Regions from separate parts of the Homo sapiens genome. Here region 1 is linked to region 2. Evidence: chromatin loops called from intact Hi-C (ENCODE). Cell type or tissue: heart left ventricle. All regions are shown on one strand. Each heading gives the region's core, and the rest is flanking DNA. Links, peaks and the distances in the headings are about the cores only.

What was found. A loop is a pair of places that touch in the nucleus more often than their neighbours do. Peaks named below come from ENCODE experiments on the same cell type or tissue, not always from the same donor. Only the 100,000 strongest peaks of a DNase experiment are listed, where the experiment ranks them.
Region 1: it touches region 2 in a loop (2.6-fold over the local background); 2 of 110 quality-filtered maps call a loop at or near these places.

The regions. Positions count from the first base shown.
Region 1 is chr15:88,563,570-88,579,246 of GRCh38, reverse strand. No RefSeq gene overlaps it. Among named protein-coding and RNA genes, the nearest start is that of DET1, 25 kb to the right of the region's middle. RefSeq lists an enhancer at 10,318-10,817. In heart left ventricle, for the core only: no CTCF peak of the experiment used is centred there; DNase peaks (open chromatin) are centred at 7,496 and 7,936; H3K27ac peaks cover 1,309 bases.
Region 2 is chr15:88,470,337-88,486,013 of GRCh38, reverse strand. MRPS11 (mitochondrial ribosomal protein S11) reads right to left here. Exons shown (of 6, transcript NM_022839.5): 3 at 13,289-13,387; 4 at 10,775-10,904; 5 at 8,960-9,025; 6 at 5,238-8,142. The coding sequence ends at 8,035. Among named protein-coding and RNA genes, the nearest start is that of MRPS11, 10 kb to the right of the region's middle. RefSeq lists an enhancer at 723-1,512. In heart left ventricle, for the core only: CTCF peaks have their summits at 9,072 and 9,271 (motif pointing left); no DNase peak of the experiment used is centred there; H3K27ac peaks cover 487 bases.

The DNA of each region.
Region 1 (15,677 bases), core at 3,685-11,684, 94 kb before region 2:
ATTTTTATTGACATGTAGCATAAAGAAATATGGACCAGCCGGGCACAGGGCTCATGCCTATAATCCCAGTACTTTGGGAGGCTGAGGCGGGCGGATCACGAGGTCAGGAGATCAAGACCATCCTGGCTAACACAGTGAAACCCCATCTCTACTAAAAACACAAAAAATTAGCTGGGCATGGTGGCGGGCACCTGTAGTCCCAGCTACTCGGGAGGCTAAGGCGGGAGAATGGCATGAACCTGGGGAGGTGGAGCTTGCAGCCATGAGCCAAAATCATGCCACTGCACTCCAGCCTGGGTGACAGAGCGAGACTCCATCTCAAAAAAAAAAAAAAAAAAAGAAAAGAAAGAAAGAAATATGGACCAATAAGTGTACAGCTCCATTCATTTTCACAAAGTAAATTAATCTATAACAGCACCCAAATCAAGAAATAGAATTTACCTAGCCCGGTGTGGTGGCAGGCGCCTGTAATCCCAGCTGCTCAGGAGGCTGAGGCAGGAGAATCACTTGAACCTGGGAGGCGGAGGTTGCAGTGAGCGGAGATTGTGCCATTGCATTCCAGCCTGGGCAACAAGAGTGAAGCTCTGTCTCAAAAAAAAAAAAAAAAGAAAGAAATAGAATTTACCAGCACCCAGAAGTTTTCCCTTATCCTCCCACTCCCTGGCCCTCAAGATAACCACTCATCTAACCTTTAACACCTTCAATTAGTTTGGCTAAAATTCCAAACTTTATATGAATATAATCATCCATGTGTCCTCTTCTTTCACTCAATATCTCAGTGAGTTTTATTTTACAATTAATTTTATTATGAGTGCAATAGAATATCATGTCATATGTTTTAAGAGCCATTTCTTTTTTGAGAGACAGGGTCTCGCTTTGTCTCCCAAGCTGGAGTACAGTGGTGAGATCACAGCTCACTGCAGCCTCAAACTCCTGAGTTCAAGACATTCTCCTGCCTCAGCCTCCCGGGTAGTTGGGACTCCAGGCATGTGCCACTATGGTTTTTGTTGTTTTTTTACAGAGATGGGGTCTCATCATATTGCCCAGGTTGTTCTCAAACTCCTGAGCTCAAGGGATCCTCTCGTTTTGGCCTCCCACTGTGCTGGGATTATAGGCATGAGCCACCACACTCAGCCAAGAGCCATTTCCCTAAATTCTCTTTTCTGTGAACTCTCTATTCATATCCTTTGGCCATGTTTTCTCTTGGGCTGGTAGTCTATATTCTTATTGATTTATAGGAGATCTTTATATATTAGGAAATTAGTCTTTTGTCTGTCATATAAGTTGTAAATATTTTTTCCTAGTTTATCATTTGCCTTTACCCATGGTGGTTTTTGCCACATTAAGAAAAAATTCCTAGGTGGTTGAATGTATCAGTTGTTTGGGATTTTTGAGGTTTGTGTCATATTTAATAAGGCTTTTCCTGTGCCAAGATTATTTTTTTAACTACCTATAATTTACCTAGTTTGGTTTACACTTACATCTTCAAACAAATTGGTTGTCTTTCATTTCTTTCTTTTACCCTCTAAGAAAACCAGAAAAGATGACTGTCTTTCATTTCTAAGTAAAGTGTAATTTTATTTTTAAATTTTCTTTTAACCTAATAGTTATTTAGGAAAATATTTTATTTTTCTAAGCAGGTGATAATTTGGTTATCCTTTTAAAACAATTACTAATCTTAAATATTATTTCTGGTGGGTGCGGTGGCTCACACCTGTAATCCCAGCACTTTGGGAGGCCAAGGCGGTTAGATCATGAGGTCAGGAGATCAAGACCATCCTGGCTAACATGGTGAAATCCTGTCTCTACTAAAACTACAAAAAATTAGCCGGGCATGGTGGCGGGTGCCTGTAGTCCCAGCTACTTGGGAGGCCGAGGCAGCAGAATCGCTTGGACCCAGGAGGCGGAGGTTGCGGTGAGCCCAGATGGTGCCACTGCACTCCAGCCTGGGTGACGGAAGAGACTCTGTCTCAAAAAAAAAAAAAAATTTCACGGTGTTCAGAGATTGTAGCTCTTTATGACTTTTGATTTTTATAATTTATCCAGTTTTTCTTTGTAGCAGATGGTACAATCAACTTTTTGAGAGTGTTCTCTGTATACTGTTTGTGTGTATACACGTAGTTTTATTGGATTTATGCGTGGTTTTTTGTGTCTATGTCATGGCCCATTCAGGCTGCTATTATTAAAAATACCATAAACTAGGTAGCTTAAAAACAACAGAAATCTATTTCTCATAGTTCTGGAGCCTGGAAGTCCAACATCAAGGTGCTGACAAATTCAGAGTCTGGTGAAGGCCCTCTTCCTAGTGAATAGATGGTGCCTTCTCACTGTGTCCTCATATGGTGGAAGGGGCAAGGGGGCTTTTTGGGGGCTTTTTGGGGCCTCTTTTTAAGAACACCAGTCCCAGTAATAAGTGTTTTGCCTTCCAAAAGACTTCACCTCCTAATATCGTCACATTGGGGGTTGGAGTTTCAACATGTAAATTTGGGGATGATGCAAACATTCAGACTATAGCAATATATATGTATATATGTATGTGTCTATATGTATACGTTGTGTGTGTATACATATACATATATGTATAAGTACATATATAATGCAATTGCAATATATTTTGTACATGATTAAGTTTAATTGTGTTATCAAATCTTTACTTATTTTTGCTTACTTGATTGATATCTTATGTATATGGTAAAAATCTTCCACTGTGGATTTATTAATTTCACTTTGTTTTTCTATGGATTTTTGCTTCGCATATTTCAAGACCGTATTCTTAAGTGCATATGGATCCATTATTTTGATATACTTTAATTTTATATACAAGTTAATACATGAACTTATTCTCATTGTTAAAATGCAAATGATACAGAAATGCAAGTGAAAACTTATTACTCAGTGCTATGTACATTAAAAGAACAATAAGATGCCATTTTTCACAACGGTTGGATTGGCAACATTTTTAAAGATTGAAAATAGTCTGTGATGGTAAGCGTGCAGGAGAAGTAGATACTCTCCTGTGTTGTTAGAGTGGAGTTCTTAGAACACTGCTGGCATATGGTAAAAGTGCAATAAATGTTACCTCTTAACACAAATGAAATTATTGGGAGGTGACATTGAAAGTTTGGTAGAGACTAGCAAAGTGTTCACCTAAAAAGCTTGAGTTGCTCTACATGAAATCCATTCTGTGTCCCTGTTTTGCCTCCATGTGAAGGAAGTGCAATCTAAGTCATTGTTTCCTCTCCCAGCCATCAGGGCTGTGCAAATGTTCTGGGTTGTTTCAGATGCCAACCTACCAGGCTGGCCCCTCTGTAGCTCCCCAGCTCCACAGACTTCCCTGGACTATGCACTGTGCCCTCTGCATAGTTCCTTCTCACCAGGGGACTGTGTCGTGTGTGGGTTAAGGAACACTTGGTGAGGTTGGGAGCCTAGGTGCTTAGACCCATCTGACATGTCACCATCCCCTTAGGAGCACTGCTGGGCAGTTCAGGTCTTTTTTCTTTTGTGACAGAGTTTCGCTCCTGTTGCCCAGGCTGGAGTGCAATGGCATGATCTCGACTCATCGCAATCCCTGCCTCCCGGGTTCAAGCAATTCTCCTGCCTCAGCCTCCCGAGTAGCTGGGATTACATGCATGCACCACCACGCCTGGCTAATTTTGTATTTTTGGTAGAGATGGGGTTTCTCCATGTTGGTCAGGCTGGTCTCAAACTCCCGACCTCAGGTGATCCACCCGCCTTGGCCTCCCAAAGTGCTGGGATTACAGGTGTGAGCCACTGTGCCTGGCCATGTCCAGGTCTTTGAGCAATGGAGACTCAGAGACCTCTGTCTCCTTATTGTCCCCAGAAAATCCTGCTTCTCCAACTTCACACTTCTCTTGCTCCACCTTCCAAGACTCCTCACACAATTCCTTGTTCTGTGGCTTAACATTTTACAAAAGAGGGGAAGGGCCTTGCCTACTGTCTGCTTCTGCTTTCTGTCTTGTTCCAAAGTGAGGAAGGGCAACTTCTGCCCAGCAACTAGAATTGAGGGGGCAGGAGGGAAAACTAAAGGCAAACAGATAAAGTATAATATTTCAATATATTTTCCTGCCACAGTATGTTATTATTATTCTACCTGAAATAATAACACTACTTTATTCTTTCCCAGCTCCCTTTGACTATGCCTCTCCAACACACAGACACACACACACGAATGCACACACATGCGCACTCCCTTTAAAAAGACATCTGACTAGAACTTTCTCACACCTCTTGGTGCAGCAGAGATCATATTCAATAGCTGCTAACTAGGCTTTCTTGCCCTGTCGCTCTCGAGTTTGTCTCTCCTGTAGGATCATCAGGGTTGCCTGGCAACCACCAGCAGGTCAGCCTTTCACATGGCTTCCTTAAAGAAAATGGCAAAGCTCTCGTTCCTGTTACAGTCCAAGCAAAGCCTAATTAGTGTGAACCGGGAATCAATCGGAGAGGGGAGTGGGGGCTGGTGCAGGATGGTAAAAGGGTGTGAAGTGCACAGAGGAGGGCCTGTTGTGGGCACTTGGGAGCTGCTGTGATAATAGCCATGCTTTCCTAAGGGTCTGTGTCTGAAAATCGCCCACTGACAAAATCGTCATTTCATCTCTTGCCACCTCCGTGATGAAAATGGTGCAGGGCCCACAGCAAGGAGCTGCTTTTCAGGCTGATGTCTGAGCTACCATTGAAGGAACAGGGGATCTTTAACCTGCACGAGGCTCCCTTCGAGGACAAGGGACACGAATATCTTCAAATATTTGGATGCTGAGAGTGTAGAAAAGGGATTAGACTGCTTCTGGTTGGCATGAGAGGGAAGCAAACGTGGGCTCATTAGGAAGGAGTGATTTTGCAAATGTAGGTGGTTCATAAAGGAAAGTAAATTCACTGCAGTACAGGCATGCATGCTGGAAAAGGGTGTGCATGGGTGAGTCTCATGCCTCTGATGTGTCCACCCAGCACAGACAGGCTCTGGAACACCTCACCTTGGACTGGTCTGCATTCCTGAGTGGACACAAATAGCACTGGGTCTGCCCCACTGTCATAGTTCAGGCTGCTATAACAAAACACCATAAGCTGGGTAGCTTATACATAATAGAAACTGATTTCTCACAGTTCTGGAGGCTGGAAGTCCAAAGTCAAGGTGTTGGCAGATCCAGTGTCTGGTGAGGGCTCAATTTCTGGTTCATAAATGGAGCCTTCTAGCTGTGTCCTCACATGGTGGAAGAGGCATAGCAGCTCTCTGAGGCCTCCGTTATAAGGGCACTAATCTCATTCATGAGGGCTCCACCTCCATGACCTAATCACCTCCCAAAGGCTTCACCTCCTACCTTCACATTGGGGATTAGATTTCAACACATACATTTTGGAGGGGACACAAACATTCAGACCATAGCACCCACCCATACCCTCTGCTCTAAGGAACCACCACTCCCTGGTCCCCAGTGGCAAGTGTTGAGTAGCTGTTGATGTCCTTTGCATGCACCATGGGAATTCCAACCCAGTGTCTCCTGAGCCCACAGGTACAGTTGGGGCCATGCTGCTGCTGAGGGCACTGACCACAGAGTCAGGGTTGGGATGATCTCAAAGGATGGATGTTAGAAAGGAGTGACCTACTCTTGCTGCAGTGGGTGGCAGCACCTGCATGGGTCAGGCCAAGTCATATAAGCAGGACTTCTGCAGTTGAAATGAGGAGCCAAGGCTGGCCGGGTGTGGTATCTCACGCCTGTAATCCCAGCACTTTGGGAGGCCAAGGCGGGCGGATCACCTGAGGTCAGGAGTTTGAGGTCAGCCTGGCCAACATGGTGAAACCCCATCTCTACTAAAAATACAAAAAATTAGCCAGGCATGGTGGTGGGCACCTGTAATCCCAGCTACTCGGGAGGCTGAGGCAGGAGAATCGCTTGAACCCAGGAGGCGGAGGTTGCAGTGAGCTGAGGTTGCACCACCGCACCCCAGCCTGGGTGACAGAGCAAGACTCTGTCTCAAAAAAAATAAAAAGAAATGAGGAGCGGAAATCCTGGGGTGGGTGAGGGGAGGTGAAGGGAGAGGACAGGGTGCCAGGCAACATCAAAGTTTATTTCAGGTGCTAGGTGTGACAGGGTAAGGTGAGGACAGGGGAAGCAGGAGAAGCCAGCTATTACATGGTAATGAGCACTGCCATTTGGTGTGTGCCTTCAATGTGCCAGATGTTGCCATTTAATCATCTTAATCGCAACAACCAGTAAGACAGGCAATATCATCCCCACTTTGCAGGTGAGGAAACTGGGGAGCAGAGAGGCCAAATGACTCGTCCACAGTGACATAGAAAATGGCAGGGTCAAGATGCAAATACAGATGTGCTTTCCTCCAAATTCCACCTCTTTTCCCCCTTCTACTGCCTTGCCCTGAGCAGCCAGAGATCCAGCCACTAAGGTTACAGTGACGCACACACAGCCTAGGCCCCTTGGTTGCAAGGGTGGTGTTGCTACTTTTGAGAGTTTAGTATCACTCAATTGTGCCTTTTGTTTTTAAAAAATAGATTTATTTATTTATTTTTGAGACAGAGTCTCGCTCTGTTGCCCAGGCTGGAGTGCAATGGCACGATCTCGGCTAACTGCAACCTCTACCTGCCGGGTTCAAGCAATTCTCCTGCCTCAGCCTCCGAAGTAGCTGAGATTACAGGCATGCTCCACCACACTTGGCTAATTTTTTGTATTTTTAGTAGAGACGGGGTTTCACCATGTTGGCCAGCCTAGTCTCAAACTCCTGACATCAGGAGATCCACCTGCCTCGGCCTCCCAAAGTGCTGTGATTACAGGCGTGAGCCACTGCACACGGCCTATTTTTCTTCAAAAAACTTATTAATAGAAGGATAAGGAAGAGATAGCGAGAGAGACAGAGAGAACATGGATAAAGGACACTTAAGTGTAGAGCTTGATGGTGTTTTATAAATGTATAACCATCATCTGGGCCAGGATACAGAACATTTCCAGCAACCCCAGTTGTGTTTTTCTTAACACAAATCAGAACTCAATTGGAACAGCTAAACATATACATTAACGGGTCACGTGCTGCTAGATAGCGCCTAACAAGATCTGCTAACATAGGTACTGTGCTTTCTCCTCAAATGCTATGGTTTCCAGAGCCCAGAAGAGGGGATGAGGTGATTATACTGGAGATAAGATTCTGAAGCCCAGCATTTGAGATGATTAATGATCCCTGGGCTGCTGCTCCAATTTAGTCTGATATGAAGAGAAGAAAAAGCCGTGGTTAAATTCTCCCTGTTCCAGCCTCACTACTACATTGCTCTGTTATCTCAGTGAGGTCAGAATCAACCTGTGTTTAAACTCCAGGCAGCCTTAGCGGGGGCCCCCACCCCTGCTACATTGCTGCTAGGGAGCCATCTCTCAAAAAAATAAAGAAGGATTTCTGAAGTGTTACCTGAGGACCCAGAATGCTGCCTTGCAGCACCTGGGGCTTGGCGGTGGGGTGGCTGGGGGACACTCATTCTCCCCAGCAGGTGTCCTGGGACCCCTGCAGCCCACTGCCTTTGAGGAGGTGGGCAAAGAGGCCTGTGTGGCCCGGTCTAGAGGATAAAAGTGCCAGATGGCCGGGCAGGTGTTCCGGCTGACTTAACAACCTTATCAGATGCACTGTGGGGCCCAGCCCCCAGCAGATAGTAATGATTTGTGAAAGTGGCAGGGGAAGGCGTCCCCACTGCTCCCTTCCCTCTTCCTACCTCTTCAACTTGCCCCATGTTGGTGACAGGGCATCTAGTGGTTCACAGCAGCTGACTATCCCTCTGACCCATGCTAGGTTTCTGGCAGAGGTTGCTAGCCACATCCCTAAAAGGACCTTGGCTGTCTGTCTCCCAAGCTTGCCACTTATAGACTGGCAGGGGAATGGACTCTGGAAAGTCACCCCACTGGCTGGCCACAAGGACAGATTCCTGGGAGAGCTGCCCGGGTGATTGCCCTTACTGTGGTCACACTGAATGGCACTGACATTCCCAGGTACCTACACTCTTTTCTGGCCTCATGTGCTGGACCCAGGCCTCTAGCATTTTAGTTTTGTCACATCGGAGATGCTCAATGGGGTGGAGGAAAGACAAGAATAACTCTGGGTGGCCTCACCCATAGAAGAGGTGGCCAAACTTCATGCCTAATTACTGCGGGTATTGGTTACATATCGCAAATATCAACTTTTTATTCCAAATGCTCATCCTAGCCATCTTGAGACAGAGCTCAGCTGCTTTATAAATATACCTAAAATGATGTCTTTTTCCTGTATTCAGCCATTGAGGACTAGGAAGACTGGATGTCCCCAAGGCCCAGAATCTCCCCGGCACCCCTGTTCCCATAAAAGACAGAAAGGAGTTTCCAGGTCAAGATGTTACCCTGAACACATGTGGTTTCTTCCTGCCCCTCCCAAAATTGCATGGTAAAGGCATGGACATACAGAAGGAAGTGGACACATAGTGATGAGGAACACAGGAGGAGAGATCAGAAGGCAGAACGCCATCAGTAGTACTGAGCCAAAGTAGCTGAGTGCTCTCAATGCTGCAGAGGACATAGTTGTCACATCCCCAGAAAAGCTTCAAATTCAGAGCCCAATAAAAAGAGTGACCAGCTGCTCAGCATCTCTTCTAGGCAGAAGCATGAGATCTTGCCTGGGGACCAGGAGCGTGGACTCCTCGTGTGTTTGATGGTGCTCTAAAGCAGTGGCTCTCAAACTTGATCACACATTAGAATCCTCTGAAAGCTCCAAAATACCCCAAATCTATTAAATTAGACTATCTGGGGATGGGACCCAGGACCTAGTATTTTTAAAGCTCCTCAGTTGAGCCCACTGGGCAGCCAAGGTTGGGAACCACTGCCCTAGGGTGCATTCTTCTTTCAGGCATGAAGACAGGGTGAGTTAGCCTGTTCCCTGCCTGCCACACTTAAGAGAAGCCTGCTGGCCAATAAGAGGGGGCTCCTTGGCTGCACTTACTGCTGTCCTTCCCCAGCCTTGCTCTCCTCCCCTGGAAGCATGGGCCAGTCTGTGGGCTCTCTCACCTTCCTGACTCCACTCTTCTTGCCTGTCCTCCCACTGCTCCTGGAATGATCTTCCTAAGAACCAACTCTAATCCTATCACACCCTCACTTTTCACTACCTGCAGAGCAAGTCCTAGCATAGAGACTCTTCTAAAGATTCCTACATCTTTCTTTCTAACCTAATTCCCTTCCTCATCCTTATATTCCAGTCAATCTGAAGACAAGGGCTCCCCTTGTTTTTGCTTGTGTCTCCTTCCCTCACCCCACAGCCCTAGCATTTAGGCAGGTGACCTTCGCAGGGAAGATGTTCACATAAAGACCTTACTGAGCTGGATTGAGTTGAGCAGAACACAATGTCTCTGGGCTGCAGAATGAAGGAAACATAATTTGTTTTCACTGACAACGGCCATGAATGACCTTGTTTTGAGGGAGAAGGGAAATAACAAGCAGCTTGAAAACAACATTTTTCTAAACCTACCATTTTTTGCTGTTATTCATGTTTTAAATTTTACATTTTTTTTAATTTTTAAATTTATTTTTTAAAGACAGGGTCTTGCTCTGTTACCCAGGCTAGAGTACAGTGGTGAGATCATAACTCGTCTCTACTAAAAAATACAAAAATTAGCCAGGCATGGTGGTGGGTACCCATAGTCCTAGCTACTCAGTAGGCTGGGGCAGGAGAATTGCTTGAACCCAGGAGGCAGAGGTTGCAGTGAGCCAAGATTGCGCCACTGCACTCCAGCCTAGGCAACGGAGTGAGACCGTCTCAAAGAAAAACAAACAAACAAACAAAGAAAAACAATTTGTTTAAACAAGCAACAAAAGAAACATCAGCCACAATCCCTTACCCAAGCATGACCATTTTGTACTATTTCATTTTGGGCATGGTTCTTCCCATATGTTCTTGTTGACATATTGTATTTATTTATTTATTGTTTTCAATTTTTATTTTAGGTTCAGGGATACATGTGCAGGTTCGTTATGTAGGTAAACTTGTGTCACAGGGCTGTATTGTACAGATTATTCCCTCTCCCAGGCACTAAGCATAGTACCTGATTGTTATTTTTCCTGATCCTCTCCCTCCTCTCACCCTGCACCTCCAAGTAGGCCCAAGTGTCTGCTGTTCCCCTCTTTGTGCCCATCGGTTCTCATTATTTAGCTCCCACTTATAAGTGAGAACATGCGGTTGGTTTTCTGTTCCTGCGTTAGTTTGCTGAGGATCGTGGCCTCCAACTCCATCCACGTTCTTGCAAAGGACACAGTCTTGTTCTTTTGGTATCTGTCCAGTTTGGGTTCTACTCTGGCACTTATTTCATCATAAACTTATAAAATATTATGCCTTGGTTTTCATCACCATTGGCTTTGGCTGCTGCTTAATGTCCCCTGAGGGCCTTCGTGGAGTTTCTGAGCTATTCCTCGCTGTGGGACATGTTAATTGCGATGGCATGACACTGTAATTCCTTTCAGTGTAATAGTCCTTCCCCTAAGCGTAATAGTGTAATAGTCCTAAGCATTGACACTGTAATTCCTTTCAGTGTAATAGTCCTTCCCCCCAAAGTTGCTTTTCTTTTCTTTTCTTCTTTTCGTTTCTCTCTTTTATTAGAAAATAAACTTGCTCTTTAATGGGGAATGGGAGAGAGGGCTGTCTGCGCAGGAATGAGGGTAGGGTGTCTGTGGGCTGAGTCAGCTTTGGGCTCCTGGTTCTGATTATGCAGCTCATGTATGGTGTCCTTGCTATCAGGCAACGTGGCCGCTCCATAACCCACAGTGCCCAGGGCATAGCACCTGGAGGATACCAGCAAGTAGGCGGGCAGTCACCACAGGACCTCCCAGCAGGACAAGGGCAGCTCCAGGCCCAGGGCTCCCATGGTCAGGGCCAACCAGGTAGAGCCCAGGATCACCAGTTCCCAAAGCCATTGTGCTAATTTCATCATGGTCACTCTTCGCACCGCATCTCCTCAGGTTGCTTTTCTATCTCATCAGCAACCTTCTTCAAAACCTGCCTCCCTAATCTGTCATGAGATTAGAGTAAGAAATTTTAAAAAAATAGAAAAGAAAGAAAATCTTGCCTCTGAAGTGCAATGCATCTTCCAGAAGGTGCTTGTGCTTTCTCAGCTACCATCCCCTCCTACTGACTCCTCTCCCCAGAGCCATGCATCAGGCCCCACTAAAGACCCCTTCTTCTTAAAGACTTTCCCAAACTGAGGAGCACCTGGGCTGGGCTGTCACCTGCTGTATGCGTCCACGTGGCCTTGTGCTTCCTAACCAGCACTTTCCACATTTCATTCTGTTTCATGGTGTGAATTACTCACCACTGTATCCTCAGCAAGTGAAAGGAAGGACACAGGGGGACAGGGAAGGAGGGCATGCCCTAGCTCCTCCTAGGGCCTCTGGTGGCCTGTGGCCTGCAGGTGAAAGGGAGGTCAGTCCTATGGTAGTCATCCCCATTAGCCTTCTGCCCTTACAGCAGGTCCAAGCTCTACCATTCTTGGGCTTCCAGACCCCAGCACAGTGTGGTGTCTCGGGGGAAAGCTTGTGTCTCATAGGTGGGCAAGCTACCCCCACTCCTCTGGCTGCTCCAGCTGCCCCCATTACAGGGCATCGCTGGTTGGGGCCAGGAAGGACTGTTTGTTCAATTCTAACAACACAGGGGCTATTACCAGTGGCGCTGGAGGGGAGGAACAGCTGTTCCATCTCCCAAGCTAGTTCCAGCCCCCCTTACCTGATCGCCTCCCTAGGTTTTATCGAATCTCCGTGTCTTGCAATTACCTCTAATTTCATTGCCTTCATTGCGAAGAAGAGCGCTTTTCCCTGCAGCTAAGATTTTCTTATATTCCCTGGGCTTTGCCTCTTCAGCCCCCAGCCTCTTCTTTACACTCCCAGCGAACGACATGAGCAGTCATTTTCTGGGACTGGAGCTCTGCCTGCACCCCTGCCCTGGCCACTCACACCTCAGCCGTGCTCCCCTGTCCTGCCCCTGAGAGCAGAAACCAGAGAGTGGAGGCCCTATGGCAACCCAGGGGCCTCCAGTTTAAGGAAAATGCTTCACAGGGCTTTGCTCTATGGTCCAAGCAGCTACTCCCTCTGGAAAGAAGGTTTTGATGTGCTTCCTCCTTCTCGTTCCTCTCCAAAGACCCTCCTCCAACCCCATATCTCAGGCAGATCTAGGAGGTAAGGACCAGGTTTCAGGACTGGCTTATTTCATTCATCCAACAAATACTTGTTAGGTCTTTAATATGTGCTAGCACTAGACAATCAAAAACTACTTATTTAACACAGATTTTATTCTCAGCACAGTGTCTGATACTCATCCCCTTCCCTGAGAATGAATAGGTACCAGAGGCAGTGGGAAGAGAGTATCTGAGAAAGACTGAAGGCTGCAGGGTCACCAAAGATAAAGAAAAGACCCTCCTGGTTAGTGAGCATTTAGTCGAGGGCATGAGGGGAAGGTATGTCTTCAAACAGTGGTGCTCAAAGCTGCAGTGTGCTATGATAGGGTATAGCTGCAGACACGGTACCTGCCTTTGAGAAGTTTCAAAACTAGGGCTGGGCACAGTGGCTCCCTCCTGTAATCCTGGCACTTTGGGAGGCCGAGGCAGGCAGATCGCCTGAGCTCAGGAGTTTGAGACCAGCCTGGGCAACATGGCAAAACCCTATCTCTACTGAAAAAATCAAAAAATTAGCCAGGCGTGGTGGTGCGTGCCTGTGGTCCCAGCTACTCGGGAGGCTGAGGCAGGGGAATCGCTTGAGCCTAGGAGGCAGAGATTGCAGTGACCTGAGATCATGCCATTGCACTCCAATCTGGGCAACAGAGTTTCAAAACTACCTGGGCATAGAAGCAATCATGCATTGAATACCTAATCAGGTCCCGCACTGATGGAGGTAATAGTCATCCTTGCTTTAGAGATAAGAGAAATGGGCCTCAGAGGCTCTCTCCCTTTCTCCTGCTGTAGCCCACCTGACTCTCTGTGCTTCAGGAATGCCAAACTGTGCTTTGTTCTCTGCAGATACTATGCTGTTTTACATCTCACTACCTTTTCCTGTGCAGTTCCTATTGCCTGGAACACCATTCCTTCAGCATCTTCTATAGCATCTATTCTGGGAGTGCTAGGTTAAGTGCCCATCCAACTGTTGGTGAGGATCTCTCAACTAGACTGCAGGCTTCTCTGAGGCAGGAATCGTGACTTTGTCACACTGGTCCTGCCACACTTGGCCCAGTGCCTGCTGCAGAGTCAGGGTTCTCAAATTATTGGCTGAAGACAATAAATATGTACAGTCACCTGTCTTAAGCAGCACAGCTAGCATGAGGCAAAATAGGCTTTGAACCATGGTTGCCCCTCACATAAGGCACCTTTGTGTGCATTAGGAAAAGACTCCCCCTCTGAGTGGGTGCACTGCAAAAAGGCAAGTCTTCTGGGAAGACCAGCTGGGAAAAGGCACTCCTTCCTTGGCTGATGCAGCCCTGGGCCAGGTCTTGGGGCTTGGCTGAGCCAGCGAGTAGATTTCAGCCCTGACTCATGCTTCTTGGGCATGATGACCCAGCTCAGGTATAGCCTGTTTGAACCCAAGTCAGCCTGATACTGAAACCCACACTTTTCTTTGCCATGTGAACAAGAGCAATGTGCCCTCAAAATATTTTCAAGCCAAGAGAAAGCTGTGTGTGTGTGTGTGTGTGTGTGTGTGTGTGTGTGTGTGTGTGTGTGAGAGAGAGAGAGAGAGAGAGAGAGATTGATTTTTGGCAAGAGATTTTGCTATTTTTGGTAAAACAGCAAAAGCCCCAAACAGCCGGTGCCATGTTCCTATGAGCTCAATCCACAAGTTATTCTTTTCCCCCAAATCAAGCAGAACAATACTCATCCCTTTGCCTGAGCACAAATAGGTGCCAGAGGCAGTGGGAAGAGAGTATCTGGGAAAGACTGAAGGCTGCAGGGTCACCAAAGATAAAGAAAAGCCCCTCCTGGGCAGTAAGCATTTAGTCGAGGGCATGAGGGGAAGGTATGTCTTCAAACGCTGGAGTTCAAGACAGCAGTGCACTATGATCATGCCTGTGAATAGCTACAGCACTCCAGCCCGGGCAATATAGTGAGAACATGCCTGACTCTAAAAAATTTGGATTTGAAATCCGAAGGCTGCGGAAATGCAAGCAGAAACTGAGCATGTTTTGCAAACAGCAATAAAGGATTTAGCATGAGGAAGTGAGCCTTGCAAAGCAAGAATAGGGTAGGGGATCCAAAAAAGGGTCAAGTGAAACTGTCTCAGTTTGTGTATCTGTAAAATGGGGATGATACTACCCACCTCACGGAGTCCTCACAGATGAAATTCAATAATATAGGTGAAATGAGTAGCATCTGGCATATGGTAAACATTTACTAAATGGTGATTGCAATTATTTTGATTAACAGGTTGGTGATGATGATGATGATGATGGGGGTGTTGTTGCTGGTGGTGTAATATTTAGGGTAATGAATATCTGCCACTAAATGTCAAGGTGAGAAGAGCTCTGCTAGCCTCTTCTAGAAAGAGAGAAAGAACAAGAGCCTCTCATCCTGCTTTTGTTCCCATCCACTCCTCTTGCGGCTAATGCAGATAGTGAGCAGAGTTGCTAAAAGCCTTGGCAGAAGAACCACAGGAGGACTGAAATGAGTGGAGAGAAAGCTCTCCAGTCCTTCAGGCCCTGCTGCCTGTCACTCCATCTTCCCACTCCCTGGGGCACCCTGCATGAGAAGGATGGAGGAGGCAGAAGCATGGGGATACAGTGGGGGACTTAGCGCTCTTCCTAGGGTGAGATGACAATGGAAGGGAGGGCCAGGAATGAGAAGTTGGGACAGTTGAGATGGATGCCAAAGGGCTGTGGAAATAAAATGGGTCCTCTGGTGTGCTTGAAGCCTATACCACCGATGCCGCCCATTTGTAAAAAGATTGTTATTTAGTATTCCACGAATATTTACTGAGTGCGTATGTACCTGTCACTGTGGTAGCTTGGAGATCAGTAGTCACAAAACAGAGATGGTCTCTGTATTTGTGGAGCTGACTTAACTTTAAGCCCAAATACTTGATTACTTTTTGAGCAAAAGTAGACACAGTTACTTAGGCCAAAAACCTTGGGATATCCTTGTCTCTTTTCTTTCTCTCACACTGCTGATCTAATCCACTGGCAAGGCCTATTGGCTGTATCCTCAATATGCACCCCAAATCTGACCATTTCTCACCACCTCCACCTCTATCACCCCAATCCAAGCCACTGCCATCTCTTGCCTAGACCACTGCTGTAGCTACTCCTCTGCTCAATGCCCTCCCTGGCTCCTTATCTTACTCTGAATTGAAGGGAAAGTCCTTGCAGTGACTCACAATGCAGTCGTCATCTTGCCTCTGATTGCCCCTTTAACTCCGTTGTACTATGGTAGCAATAAGAGCTGGAAGAATGAAATGAAATCCACTTCCTGGAAAAGGCAAAGAGGGAAGACAAACTTCGGCCTCCTTTATCACTAGCAGATTTTCCAGGAAGCGCAGTGATGGACTCTTACATGGGACCCTGCCTTAAACTGACAGATAACAAGAACAGTAACGGAAGGTCAGAGCATTTTAAAGACATCACTAGAAATATGGTTAAAAATTAAAGATAAGCCTCACACAGGGAAAAATATATTTGCAGTCCCA
Region 2 (15,677 bases), core at 4,397-12,396:
CATTCTGTGGTAGCACTCAGTGGTGTCACAATGGACTTTTTCTGAATTTGTCTCCCCAGCTAGCCTCCTAGGCTGCTCAGGCCAGTTACTAGGGCTTAGACATCCTGAATCTGAGTGTTGATAGATGCTTGAGGAATGAGGGAGGGAAGAAAGACTCTTGAGGGATAGACTTTCCAATCATTTGGCGTTTTCATTTCATTTCATTTTTGGCTGCAATTTTTTTTTTTAAACGATCTGGCTTTATCTACAGTTGGATGAATTTAAGGAATTAGGAAGATGGGTGATTGGCTCCCACAGGACTTTTCTGATTAAAATTACAGGAAAAATATTTGAAAATAATTAATAATTGTAACAGCAGCAACAAGATGGGCATGCATCTGCATTCACCACTGTGCTCCCCGCCAGGGCCCCACAGAATCAGCCAAGGCCCTGCGAGGATGGAAGCTGCCACCTTAGCAGTGTGAGGATTGGGAGGGCAGGGCAGGAAAGGCAGGGCCAGCCTGGATGACACTCGCTGTGCCTGAGCAGAGTACACAGTTGCCTTACAAATCCCCCTGCCAGTCCTGTGAAAGTGGGAGTAGCTGAGGCTCAGAGAGATGCAGCCATTCCTCCAAGGTCACACAGTAGAGCTGAGATTCAAACCCTGGTCTTTGTGACTCCAAAGCCTAAGCTCTTCTCAGCCCAGCAGGCTAGAAGGAATGGGCAACTGAGCAGGGTGGCAGGTGGGGGGCATCGGCAGGGAGCGGGCCTGGCCTAGAGTCTAGGGGAGAACTAATTGGATTCCCTGGGGCATAGAATCTGGCTTGTGTAACATCCCTGAGGCTCTCCCTCAGAGCAGCTTAGTGAGTCAGGATCCAGGCTTTCTTCCCAGCCACGAAGGACCTGTAGGCTCCTTAGATGCTGGAGCTGCGTCCCACTCAACCCCCTCATGGTCCTGAGAAACTGAAGTCTTGTGTTGGGGAGGGAGTGTGGCCTGACAGCCTGCATGCTGAGTCTGGGCTCAAGCTGGGTCTAGACAACAGGTGTCCTCCCAGCCAGGGCCCCCTGTGACACCATGCTGCCCCTCAGTTGACATTTCTTTTTAGTTCAAGGGGATTACGCAAATCCTAGGCGGTTAAGCTGCCGCAGGGCACTATGGAAACAGATCGCCCTGCTCTCTCTGCCTCCTCCTCCCAGCCAAGCAATAATGACACCGAGGCTGACTTTTCTGGCAAGACTTGTTATGCTAATTTGGGAGCATGTGCATAGTTTTATTTGAACCTGGGTGGGCAGCAGAGAGAAGCCAGATTAATTACGAGAACAAATTTCAGAGCCAAATCAGATGTCTTCCCCCAAATACTGGACCAACAGTGGAGATGGGGAGTGTTACAGGGTCCGTGTGTGTCCAAATATATACTAAAAAAATGTTATGTGCACATTTCAGCAGATGATTTATGTAATGCCTGACTGCAGCATCTATACATTTTTTTAAAAAGTTCTTTATTTTTATTTTAATTGGTTCATTAATTAATATGAATAAGTAACATCAATATAGCACCTACTTCTAAAGGTGAAGAAGGTAAAGAGTTGAGTCTGCTTTCCACCTGCTACTCTGTCACCCAGTTTCCCTCCCTGGAGCTGAGCACACTGCCAGTTTGGGATATGTCTTTCCAGATACTGAATGCATACACAAACATGTATGTACACACCTTTTCTCCTTTTCTACAAAAATTAGCAACTACACTGTGCACAACGTTCTGCCCCCACTCGTTTATTTTTCACTTAGCAAAGCATCTTGGTGTGTTTCAGGGCCAACATTCCATTATCTGGATGTACTGTATTGTAATTTAACTAGCCCCCTATTGATGGACATTTAGGTTCCAATCTTTTACAGTACCTTCAAAAATATCTTTGCATACTTGGTACACATGGGAAAGAATATCTATAGCTTTGTGGTCCCACACTCGCTGGTCACCTGTGGCTATTTCAAAGTTAATTAATTCATATTAAATAGAATTTAAAACGCAGTTCCTAGTCACATTTTAAGAGCCATGTGGGGCTAGTGGCTTCCATTCTGGCAGGGAAGATATAGGGCATTTCTGTTGTGCAAGGAGTTCTAGTGGACAGCGATGCTGTCTCTATGTGATACATTCCTAGAAGGGAATTATGAAGCCACAGGTCTTTGCATCTTGTGTTGACAGATATTGCCAAATTTCCCTCTGAAGAGGCTCTAGGTATTTACCTTCCCCCAGTAAGAGCTGAGAGAGAGCACACACTTTTTGTTTCAGAACAATCGGTGTAGAATGTCGGAAAGAACACGAAACATTCCCTGTGTGTACTGATTCCAAGGACATTTTGTTTCCATTGTTGGTGCCCACGTTGCTCACATCAGACACTGCTGTTCCCAATTTACAATGGGCATGCCTGTCCCTGGGGTCCCACACCGCTATCTCCCTCAGAGGGGAGACAGCCACCTGGCTGAGGTCTGCTTCTCCACAGCTCTAAGCCTCTTCTCGTCTCCTCTGCACACCCCGACTCTTGGTCCATCATGGTGCAGGGGAAACTGCTGATCCCATTTATTCTCCATCACCACGAGACAGACTTTACTAGAAAACTCAGCACTCTTGGCCCAACCTCTATTTCTTCACCTCCCACTGTCTCTGACCCTCTCTCCCTTTGGTGAATCATGACCTCCACATGGCTAAACCTAAGGGGCACCTCATCTTGTAGAGTTCCTATCAGACTTCTGGACAGCAACCTGCACTCCGACTAAGCCCTCTGTCCCACCTCCTTCACAGTCTCTCTTCCTTGCATTTACAATCTTGGCCATCTTCTTTTCCCTACTCTGTAGTTTTCCTGGTCTGTCTCATCCCACTATGGCGTTGATTGGCATCTCTACATTTGGGGAATGATGCTTAGGCATTTAGCTTCTATGTCCTTGATTACTAGTAAGATTAAACATCATTTCACAGCTTTTGAGCTTTTGAAATTCTTCTGTTATAAAGTCAGGGTGGAAGCAGAGTAGATGTTGGGTATTAGATATAGATTCCAATCCAGTTCCTGGCTCCTGAGGGGCTCTGGCCCCACACCTCCAGGCCCCCAGAGGCTCTTCTGATTCTCCATGCTCTGGGCATCTGCGTCCACAGCCGCTGCCTTCCCACCACGGTCCCTACACCTTCAGTCTACTGAGGAGAGACAGCCTCATCACCATCATTTCCCCAGCACTGTGCACGCCACCCCCACCTCCCACCCAGTGGACAGGGATAGGCGTCAGCATGCTCCCCTCTCCTCAGCCCTTCCAGGGATATTGTTCCACCACCCCTACTTGACAGCCGTTCTCTTTTGAAGTGCATACGATCTATTACTTCTGCCTTCCTGAATTCTTGGTCTGCTTCCTACACTATGGGCCACTCCACTTTGTTTAGGGACTTTGAACCTCATAGACTTCTCTATCCTTTTCCCTGACATCTACTTCCAGGCTTCAGCATCAAGGTAAGTTTCTTTGTCCACATAATTACTTGACTTAAACCTCAGTGACTTGTATTTCGACTGTATTTTAGACACCCATGTGCCTCACTTCCTCTCCTGTGAATGAGCTCTCTCTTGAATCTCTAACTCTGAAGTTCCTGTTGACTGCAGCTGTCTACACACCCACCTCCTTTTGTCCATCCCATTTGTGGAGACTGCTCTTTAACCTTGGTGTGACTGCAAGTTTTTTTTTGTTTTTGTTTTTGTTGTTTTTTTTTTTGAGAAGGAGTTTCACTCTTGTTGCCCAGGCTGGAGTACAATGGCGTGATCTCGGCTTACCGCAACCTCCACCTCCTGGGTTCAAGCGATTCTCCTGCCTCAGCCTCCCAAGTAGCTGGGATTACAGGCATGCGCCAACCACGATGGGCTAATTTTTTGTATTTTTAGTAGAGACGGGGTTTCTCCATGTTGGTCAGGCTGGTCTCGAACTCCTGACCTCAGGTGATCCGCCTGCCTCGGCCTCCCAAAGTGTTGGGATTACAGGTGTGAGCCACTGCACCTGGCCTGATTGCAAGTTTTATGACCCCTTCCTTTCTCTTGAATCCTCTGGTAAGCTATTCTCTCCATCCAGTCTCCCTATCCAGTCCGAACCGTGTGACCCACCATGTCAACTCAGTGGGAACCAGGAACCTGATGACCTCTCACCCCTCAGCCTTGCATGCTGTTTTGAGCTCCTGAGGATGCTCATTCACCCATGGTTCCTCTTGCATGCCTTCTCCTCCACAAAGACTTCCCTTCCGGCCCTGAAGCTGAGGGGACGGGTCTTTCACTCCAACGCCAATATCACTTGTGCCTCTTTTATGGAATTCCATTCTAACTCAGCCACATACCTGTCCTGCCTCCTCAGAGCGTGAACTCCAGAGTAGGGACAGCTCCAGCCCTGTTCCCCCAGTGCCTGGCCTCCATGTTTGTGGACTAGCCCATGTTGGCTTAATTTGGTGAATGGATAATTTCTGCTTTGGCAAGTGACAGCTTCATCACCTTAGGCTGATAGTACCCAGGTTTCAAAAGCAATGTGTCTTTCCAGAATAGGAGAAAAATGAGTAGAGAAAAAGAATAAAGTCCAGCAGGAAGGTATATATGCATTTTTTTTTTTTTTAAAGAGACATGTCAGAGCCTGGTTACAGGCAAATAGAGTTGGTAAATGCTTTCTCCCAAGGTGCCCGTGAAATTCTGCTAGCATTCAGGGACTCTAGTGGTAAACAGGCTTATTTTGGCAGTGACCGTACATCTCGGTGTCAGGTGATAGCCTTGGCAGAAAGATGTGAAAACGTCGCGTCTATGCTGAAAGGAAAGAAATTGCATCTGTTTTTTTGCTAGTGTAGGAGGACAGGCTTTCCTTATGTAGCCAGTCCTGTGCAGCCAGCCTTAGAAGCAAAGCTGCAGATGCATCCGTAGAAATAATCTGAGGCTCTGCTGCCAGAAGACAACAAAGTGTGTCACACAAGCTGATGCCAACACCCTGCTTGTGCAAATACTTGGGACCCACATGCTGGGCTTGCATCTTTCCGCCTGTGGGAAGTGCAAGCACACATTCCACCTGTTTTCTCAGGAAGGAGAGACCTGCTGTTTGAGATGGGCTGTGGCAGCAGGGACAGGGCAGTCCAGCATTTTAGGTAAATAATCACCGCCTAGATTGGTCAGCCTTCAGTGAAGGTACCTTGGTCTCTCATGGGGGTGGGAAGGTCAGTCTCTGAGAGGCCAAGACAAATGATTAAGAGACAGTACAGTTTAAGACAGCACCAGCTTTATTGGCCACTCAGAGCCTGGAAACCACACTGTGCACCGAGAGCTCACGATAAAGCAATGTGCATTTTCCAGTGCACAGTCAACAAGGCGGCCTCCCCAAAACTAGCTCCGGGGGTTGCGCCAGACATCCATTTCCGGCAACAAGACCATTGATCCTTAAGGGTCCTCTGTCCTGTCTGCGCATGTAGGCTCTGCTGGGCAGGATCTTCCTTTCCAAAGCCCTCTTGTGAGTAAAATAACATTTTAAAAACTATGGTGTGTGGATCAGGCGCAGTGGCTCACGCCTGTTATCCCAGCACTTTGGGAGGCCGAGGTGGGGGGACTGCTTGAGACCAGGAGTTCAAGACCTGGTCTCAATACAAAAAATACAAAAATTATCCATGTGTGGTGGCATGCGCCTGTAGTCCCAGATGCTCACAGGAGGCTGAAGCTGGAGGATCACTTGAGCCCAGGAGTTTGAGGCTGCAGTGAACCATGGTCGTACCACTGCAATCCAGCCTGGGTGACAACGAGACTCAAAAACCAAAACCAAAATAAAAACCTATGGTGTATGGAGGACTTACAGAAGCCACAGAAGCCTCCTGTGTTTACTATCCTCTACGTGCCCCTCCAGATCCACTCTGCAGCCTGGGAGGCTGAGCCTCCAAGTACCACAACACTGAGTTCCCTTCCTTTTTGCTTCCTTTTGGGATCAGCCAAGGGGGACCCCAGCAAGGGACTACAGGCCGGGAACAGCCAGGCATTTCTTCCCTCTCCCTCAGGCCATGGTTTTGGCAGAGGTGCACTCTGCTGCTGTGGCAGCTCCTGCCAGGTTCTAGGAACTGTTCTTCCCTGCCTCTTCTAGCCTAGGGTGGCAGCTGCTTTGTAGTCCACCTTCTTTATTTCCTTAATCTTACCCATGCCTCTGCAAAGAGCTTTCATTGAGCTTTTCTCTTAAACCTTGTGAGCTGTTTCCTGCTCAGACCCTGATTGAACTGTCTGATGGCTACGGGCCCTCTGTCCACCAAACCATATCAAATCGCGAAGTGCAATTTTCAAGTGCACCATGTTTTAATGCATTGTGTTTATATGTAGTTTTGCGGTGAAACAGTCTAATTCCTTCCGACAGTGGCTTTGATCCAAGAAGCCTCCGGTTGGGCTTCTTTGGTCACTGTCACAAGATGGCCTTCATAGGACCTGCTAAGGACTAAAGAGAAGGCAGTAGGGAGGCATTTTTCCTCTAAATTCATGTCTTGGTTCGTGATCTTCCTCCTTTCTTTGTCCTAACACAGCCTCTTGCCTATTTAAGGGGGCATCTGTGTCTTTTCCTATACTGAGTTCAGGCAGATCACAGTACTTAGCTGGCTGGACACAGAAGTAAAACTCCACAGTGCCTTCCCCTTCTGGTCAGCAGCCCTTCCTGCACTCATCTGGGAGGAACAGTGCTTTTGTGTACTTGACCACTCCTTCTCAGCTTCTGGTGATACTCTCACCCTTAGTCTTTGCCTGTGGAAGAGGGGACTCTCTGGTCGTGTCTCTAGAGCCCCCACCTTTGGCCTCTGTGCCGTATCCAGGAACCCTAGAGCCCCAACAGAGGAGCAGTCAGTCCTGCCTGGGGGTCCTGAGTTGTGCCCCACTGCCAGCACTACCCAGGTTCCTTATCAACTTGCTTTCTGCACTTCTAGATTTGGACTCTACTCAAGCCCATCCTGCCATCCACCCTATTTTCTAGAGAATCATCAGGTTTTTTTTTTTAATTTTTTTAAATTTTTATTTATATTTATTTATTTTTTTGAGACAGTCTCGCTGTCACCTGGGCTGGAGTGCAGTAGGATGATCTCAGCTCACTGCAGCCTCCACCTCCTGGGTTCAAGCGATTTTCATGCCTCAGCCTCCAGAGTAGCTGGGATTACAGGCGCACACCACCATGCCTGGTTAATTTTTGTATTTTTAGTAGAGAGGGGGTTTCACCATGTTGCCCAGGCTGGTCTCTAACTGGACTCAAGTGATCCACCCGCCTTGGCCTCCCAAAGTGCCAGGGTTACAGGTGTGAGCCACCGTGCCTGGCCAAGAATCATGTTTTGTACAACTCTACCCTCCCCGCTTTTAGGGCACTCTCTCGTTAGTGCTGGGACTGCTGAAGCCCATGGAGTGTAAACGATGACTGCCACTTTAGTGTGGGGAGTTTGACTGTCCACTTGTAGAAAATCCTGTGTTTAGGGCTAACTTTAAACATGCCCATAATGGCGAAATCCATCAGAATCCAGAGGTAGGTGGCAAAAAGCTCCAATTTGGGGCCAAATTATAAGTCATTAATAAGAAAAGTTACTAGGATTAGCTCTAGAAATCTTGGGTAAGGGGCTAGAAAAGAAATATCTGAAACCAGAAGTGTCTGGTAAATAGCAACTCACATTTATATTTTACTTTCATCTGAGGCCTCACCTCATTTCACACTCTCTTTTTCAAGAGGAATTAGGAATTACGTAACTCTGAAAGCAAAAAATCTCAAAATTATGACAGGTGGTACAGATATTTATTTTCTCAGAGCAGAGTTTGGGCCTAGGCCACGGCTGCCCCTGTAGCTCCCCTCTTGTAAGAGATGCAAAGCTTACTTCTGGGGCACACCCATCTCCAGCTGGAGGTGCAAGCAAAGGCCACTGTGTAAGGAGGCAAAACTCTCCCTTACTGCCTGAAGGATCTCCAACAAGCATATTCTGGAGAGCTCTGACAGGGAGCATTTTACAAGGTCCCACTGGAGCTGAGGCTTGAGGTCAGGTCCAAGTGCAGGCCTCCTTCCCATCACAGCTTCCGAGCCTTCCTGGGGCGGCAGCCGTTGTGTGGGATTGGGGTGTTGTCTGTGATTGAGATCACTTCCAGGCCGCCCATGATCAGTCCGTGCATGGCAGACTGGAAGGAACAGAAGGAAAAGTAGAATGACATGGTCCCAGAAATGATGATCCAGTGTCTCCAGGCAGGGTTCGGAGAGGGACAGGGTGGCGTAGAGAAGGGAACGGAGGGGTGAGATGCTCACTGGCTTTGATACCTATAATCCCAATCCTATTCTACTCTCACAAAGGTCTCCACCCAAACCCTTTAACCAGGTTTTCACACTGTTCCCCTCTCAAACTGTACCCACCACTTTCCACTTTGCACTTTACGATCTGCGAACAAAGACTTCTTGTAGACCTTGGCACACCTTGGGTATCATACTTCTGTAGCTTACTCAGGCAGTTTTCTCTGCCTGCAATGTCCCCCCGTACCTGCTGTGCCTCCACCTCCCTGATACCTCATTATTCCTGCAAAGTCAGAGAGATGTCACCTCTTTGAAGAAGCTAAAGATTATCTGTGCTAATGATCATCAGGAAAGATTATCCCTGCTAGGTTCGGGATCCCCTGATGGGCTCCCAGCGATCTGGGCACATGCTTTACCACAGCGCTCACCAGTCTGTCCTAAGGGATTTGTTTGTGACAGTTCCCCCAGGAACCACCTTCCCATTCCCAGTGCGTGGCACGCAGCAGGCACTCAGTGTCTGATGAATTATACTAAGTGATCTAGGCTTGCTCTGAGGGGCTTGGTCAATTATAGAAACAACAGACGGGAACTTCAAGCAAACATGGAAATCCACTAAAAGGTGTTTTCTACTCTCCCTGTACTCTGCTCTCAAGCCCCAAATTCTCACACTTACTAGGAGGCAAGTACACTATGGAAATCACTGTAACTTACCAAGCGTCCTGGCCCCAGGCCTTTCACCACAACTCGGATGTGGATCACGCCCTTTTGTTTAGCTCTCTGGAGAGAAGCAGAGTGGTTAGTGCCCCGGAGAGAGAACTACTGCATCCAAATCTCTTGCTACTGCCTCCTAGAGCAAGGGGTGTGTGAGCTCAGGGAAAGGGCATCCAGAGAAGTAAACAGGGAGGCAAAGGGCAGATGGCTATAGTGGAGGACAGGCGCCAGCAGAGACCACAGAATTTGGCAGGTTGCAGAATTCACGTGACTGTGATCTGTTTAGCCTAGGACAGCACCGCCACCTAATGGAAATTTCTAAATATTGCTCAGGTTTTTCTCAGGGGGGCAAATGCAGAATTTCAGACCATGAGGCGCCACCCTAGGCTTCAAGGCTGAACCTAAATACCCACTTTAAAAGTATTATCATTTAAAATCTCTAAGCAGTTAGAGTTAAAATTTACTTTCTTGATAATAAAGGCAGTTCATTATAAAAATGGGAAAATATACAGAAATCATTCATGACTCACCATGCAGAAGCCACTGTGAACAGTGACATACTTCTTTTCATAGTATATGATCTGTCCATGGTTGGGCATTTACAGCATTTTGATTTCTGATGATAGTACATGCAATCAATATTTTGGGGTGCCTTCCCTTGTTTGAAGGTCAAGGTTTTCCTTCAGGAAATACATCTGGTTTGGCAGAGTCTGAACATTTGTAAGGCCTGTACTATAGTAGAAATTGTGCAGGCTTTGGTCCCAGACCAATCTGGGTTCCGATCAGTGAACTGAATCGGTGCATGGCTCTGGGCAAGTCACACACTCTGAATCTCAATTGGCTTATGAAAATGTGGATAATACTGAGGGTCTCTGAAGATTCAAGATAATGAATGTAAAGTGTCTGGCACATGTAGATGCTCAATAACTATACCAATAGCAGCACCTTGCCAATTTGCTTCTAAAAAAGGTCTACGACAGTTCACACTGGAACTGGTATTGCTATTGCATGAGTCCCCACGATACTATGTCCTCTCCAAATAGACTATCATATCTCTCCCAACCCCAAACCACTGGTCTTTATTTTTATTTTTTTTCTTGAGATGGAGTCTCGCTCTGTCACCAGGCTGGAGTGCAGTGGTGTGATCTCGAGTCACTGCAACCTCCACCTCCTGGGTTCAAGTGATTCTCCTGCCTCAGCCTCCCGAGTACCTGGGACTACAGGCGCGCACCACCACGCCCAGCTAATTTTTCTATTTTTAGTAGAGATGGGGTTTCACCATGTTGGCCAGGATGGTCTCGATCTCTTACGCCTGCCTTGGCCTCCCAAAGTGCTGGGATTACAACTGTGAGCCATCGCGCCTGGCCTATTTTTAATTTATTTTGGAGACAGGGTCTCTCTCTGTTGCCCAGGCTTTAGTGCAGTGGTGAGATCATAGTTCACTGCAGCCTCAAACTCTTGGGCTCAAGCCATCCAGCCTCAGCCTCCCAAGTAGCTGGAACTACAGGCAGGTGCCACCAGACCTGGCTAACGGTTTTTAAATTGAGGGGTCTTTGGTTCTCAAGCCTTTGGTATCTTGGCTCTTACATCCTAGAATGAACCAACAAGGGCTTCACCTCTAATGAAGCTGAGAGAAAGAAAAAAGAGGAGCCTTTCACTAAACCTTTTCAAACCAATGCTCCAATCAGGGCATCAAAGCTGCCATGACAAACCCTTGCTTCTGAATGGGTAGTATAATGAGGATTCTCCACTCAGTGATGAGCCATGCAGAAAGCAAACACACACTAGAAGGAAGCAGAAGGAACACACACTTACCGCCGCTGCGGCTATGCCTGCTGTCTGTGCTGCGATGCCTGTGCCCTTCTTGGCATTCCGAAATCCCTCTGTGCCACAGGAAGCAAAGGCAAGGGGCTCATTACTAGCAGAGACTACCTGGATCTGTGTGCTGAGAAAAGTAGAAGAAGCACATAGGATACAACTCTTCTTCAGGGAAATAAGAGAGAGCTAATCTATGCCCCTAGAAGCCTGGGTGAGAAAGAAAAAGGAATTCAGTTGCTTCTACTTTGAGCTTCTCAGATGAACATGTTTTGAACTCCTACAGGAAGTATCAGGAAAGGTCAGAATTCTCCCCTAAACCTGACTGAAAACTGGTAAGTCACATAATTTAAAGAGCGCTCCATAATCTGAGAGTAGTTAGTTAAGTATCACCCAGAAAATGACTGTATTGGGGAAAGTTTTAAATATACACAAAAGTGAAGAGAATAACATAAGAAATCTGATGGACTCATCAACCAGCTTCAACAATTATCAACTCATATCCAATTCAGTTTCATCTATAAACCTTGTTCCCACCCCACTCCCCTCACCAATGGATTATTTTGAAGCAAATCCCAGACCTATCATTTTGTCTGTAAATATTTCAGTACATAGCTCTAAAAGAAGGACTCTTAAAAAAATATTAGCAATATTACCATATTGGCTACTTTTTTTTTTTTGAGATGGAGTTTTGCTCTTGTTGCCCAGGCTGGAGTGCAATGGCACGATCTTGGCTCACAGTAACCTCCGCCTCCCGGGTTCAAGTGATTCTTCTGCCTCAGCCTTCAGAGTAGCTGGGATTACAGGCGTGCACCACCATGCCTGGCTAATTTTGTATTTTTAGTAAAGACGGGGTTTCTCCATGTTGGGCAGGCCGGTCTTGAACTCCCGACCTCAGGTGATCTGCCCGCCTTGGCCTCCCAAAGTGTTGGGATTACAGGCATGAGCCACCTCGCCCGGCCTCATATTGGATACTTTTGATGCTTATGACACTATATTCCATGATCAAAAATTATTTTAAACAAGTAAAACTTTTCTCTTTTTTTCTTTTTTATTTTTTTGTGAGACAGGGTCTCACTCTGTTGCCCAGGCTGGAAGTGCAGTGGCACAATCATAGCTCACTGCAGCCTCCAACTCCTGGGCTCAAGCCATCCTCCCACCTCAGCCTCCCAAGTAGCTGGGACTACAGGTGCATGCCACCACGCCTGGCTAATTTTTGTATTTCTTTAGAGACTGGGTCTCACTATGTTGCCCAGGCTGGTCTTAAATTCCTGGCCTCAAGTGATCCTCCCAAAGTGCTGGGATTATAGGTGTGAGCCACTGCATCCACCCACAACTTTTTCTTAATCATCTCTAATAAGTTACTTATTAATACAATTAAGAATGCCTTAAGAAATCCTCAGATATGCTTTGATTTCCCCTTTAGTCATCATCATCCTATTTCTGGTCTGGAGAGCTCTGAGAGCTCACAGAAGGAGGCAGGAGAAGTGACTGAAGGGGAGGCCTGCTGGAGTCAGCCCCGGGCTTGGGCCATCCACTTGTTATCCTGGCTATGGCTCTGACATTCCCCCTACCAGAGCTTCTAGGGTTTTCCATATTGAATAGATGCGTAATTGCTTGTCTCTGTGACAGCCTAAACAGTGCTGTATAGAGTAGACCATAGACACTTAAATGCAGTTAGCCTATGTCCTTATTAGTCTGAGGGGAAGAAAAAGAAATCCAATTGCTGTCACTTTACATTTATCTGACAAATGCTGAAATGAATCCTATAGCATTTCATCTGTGCCACACACTTTAGCCCATGACTGTAGTCTCTTGTGCTGGTCTCTAAATTGCTGGGTGGGTTGGCTGTGACCAAATACTGATCTCATTTCCAAGTGGGGGCCAACCTGTAAAGTTGTCACTAATACCAGCAATGCTTCTGTTGGCAGCATATGTTTGGGAATTCCCTTGGCACTGTCCCCGTCTGTAAGCCACACAAGAACACTAGTCTTGTCACTTTAAACTCACCATCCACATTTAGCTCTACAAGGTGGAGGCCAGTGCACAGTGGCCCAGAGTGGTGAGTACTTTAAAGGGACAATATCTATTTAGAGGTCTAGATTCTGGTTAGTGTATTAATAAATCATATTAATATCTTGAATCATATCTTTTAATTTATATATCATCCATTCCCTACCAGCAACACTTAATAAACACCTTCATGGTGGGACCATATGCCCCTCATACACTCCTTCCAACTCTTGAGCAAAACCAGGAAACACTATTCTCAAGGAAAGCAAAGAATTCTTATAACTAGGATATGCCCACCCTATTTCACATTTTTATGAAACTTGTGTAAGATGGCAGGTGGTTCCTCAAGTGAGGAGGAAGACGGTGCCCTACATTAGCGCCATCATGCAGCACTTAGCACCCTCACTTCTACCCCGGGGTATTCAGGGCCAAGCCTGACTTTCCCTGTGAAGTGGAAAGAATCTCACGCTAGACCTGCCCAGTGTTTCCCTTCCCACTTACTTGTTGTGGGATGCTTTAATGTGTGCAATTGGGATCTCCTCAAATTTCTTTCCTGCCCACCTCAGAGAGCTCTCCTCTCCTGGAATGGGAGGGTAAATGCTGCAATTAGAAGAAAGATTTTATTTAAAATTGTCTCGACTTTTTAAAAATCAAAGAAATACAACACATGGTTAAAAAATAACAGCTCTGTGCCCCCTGCTGCTTCTTAAGTGGCTGCCCCCACCATTCCTTTTCAGTCCTTCTGGTGCCACCACCGCATGTGTGACTGCTGTGCTTATGATGCTGTTTCTTGACTTGCTGACTTCAGACACATCTGGGGACTTTCCGCTATGAGAAGGGATTTTCATGCATACTCCCCATCTTCCTTGTCCCTGCAGGTATACCCGTGTTCATTATTTTCAGATCCTTTGTAGGTTCCTCTTCCCACAATTTAAAAAATACAGTCAAACCTCTGTTTCTTATTTCATCAACCATAGACAATATCTGGACTCTACATTGCAAAAAATGAGACAAAAATAATACTCATATCATTACCATTAAAAAAAACCCAGAATCCCCTAGAATAAAGGACAGCAAACTTTTTCTGTAAAGGGCCAGATAGTAAATATACTGGGCTTTGCGGGCCAACAGGTCTCTGTCCCAATTACTAAACTCTTCCACTATATCCCAACAACAGGTACAGACAACAGTAAATTAATAGGCTGTGTTCCAATAAAACTTTACTTACAAAAACAGGCAATTGGCCAGATTTGCCCAGTCGACCATAGTTTGCCAACCTCTACCCTAGACCAGTGGTTTTCAATGCAGGCTGAACATCAGTCAGCTGTGAAGCATACAGATGTTTAAGCTTCACCCTGGACTTCTGGATGGGGTATGGAAATCAATGTTGCAAATGTCCCAATAGAATCAGATGTGAACACATTGTGTTGCGTTCAAGATCTTCCACTGTCTTAGTCCAAGCTGTCTTCTGGCTATTTCTAGCTAAGTTATCATCTAACTTATCATCTCTAATAAGTTAACTTATTAATACAATTAAGAATGCCTTAAGAAATCCTTAAGGAAAATAAGGATTTTTATTTTCAGATGGTGAAAATTAGGTACCAATAGGGAAATAGGGTTAGCAAGAGAAGCCAAGCCTTGGACCTAGTAGATCTGTCTCAGTCTAGAGCTTTGCTCACCAAGCTGTGCTTTTTAAAATTTGAACACACACAATCATCCTTCAGCAATGGAGCTGGAAATAAACTTGCTGTTCCTCTAGGCCTACACACATATATCAGATTCATGTTTGTACCCACCACAGCCACTTGAAATACAATAGACTCCATTTTAGAAATTATATTATAATCTAAGGACTACTCTCGCCCCAGCCCTACCTGCTTTTCTAGAGGTATTTTAAAAGGCAAATCAAAAACACATTGGTATTCAAAGTTTACAACTATATTCTTTCCTGTGGGTTTGACCTTAGAAGTGATTAGAACTGCCTCGCAATCATACAGCACATACCCTGTTCAATTATCCTTCCATTCTCCTAGATGACTCTTTTATAGCTTCTTTTGTCTCCTCTAACCTCCAACTCCCTGCTTCCTCATTGCTGAGCGGATGACCTCCACAGGGGAATAGAAGCAATCAGACTTTCTCCCAGCTCCCACTACTGAACATCTGTGCCCACAGCCTTTGCGCTCTCTCCTGTTACAGTGCTCCACTTGTGTATTAGCCCCTGAAGGACACTGTTCCCGCAATGTTCCCACTCCAGTATCACTTGTTTTTTCCCCTCTATACTGCACTGCTCCCAATGGCAAAACATATTGTTATGTTCCAAACTGAAAAAATAACAGAACAACCCTCGAAAACCTCTTGAACCCACCTCCTGGGAGCTATTGTCCATTTCTCTATTCCCTTATAGCAGAGCCCTCTTAAGGAACTTTAAGGTACTGACTATACTTGCTGTTTCTTCCTATCCTCTGCTTCTATTCTCCTTGAACCCATTTCAATCAGATATTAGCCTCTACCACTCCACCAAAAATGCTTTAATCCAACTAACTCCACATTACTAAATATAATAGGCAATTCTGTTATTGATCTAGCAACCTATCACATCAGCAGCATTTGACACAGCTGATCTCCCCACCTTGAGCCAAATTAAAAAACAAATGTTCTCTCCTGGTTTTCCTATTACCTCTCTGGAAGTTCCTTGTCTCTTCTGATGGTTCTTCCTAGTCTCCCAAATCTCTAAATGTGAAAGCGCCCCAGGGTTCAGTCCTTGGACCTCTTCTCTTCATCTACATTTATGGTATTAATGATTTTGTCATCTCATGGTTTTAAATATCATCTCTATGATGTCTCCCAACTGTATATCTCTAGCTAAAGTCTGAAGTCTGACTCTTGAACT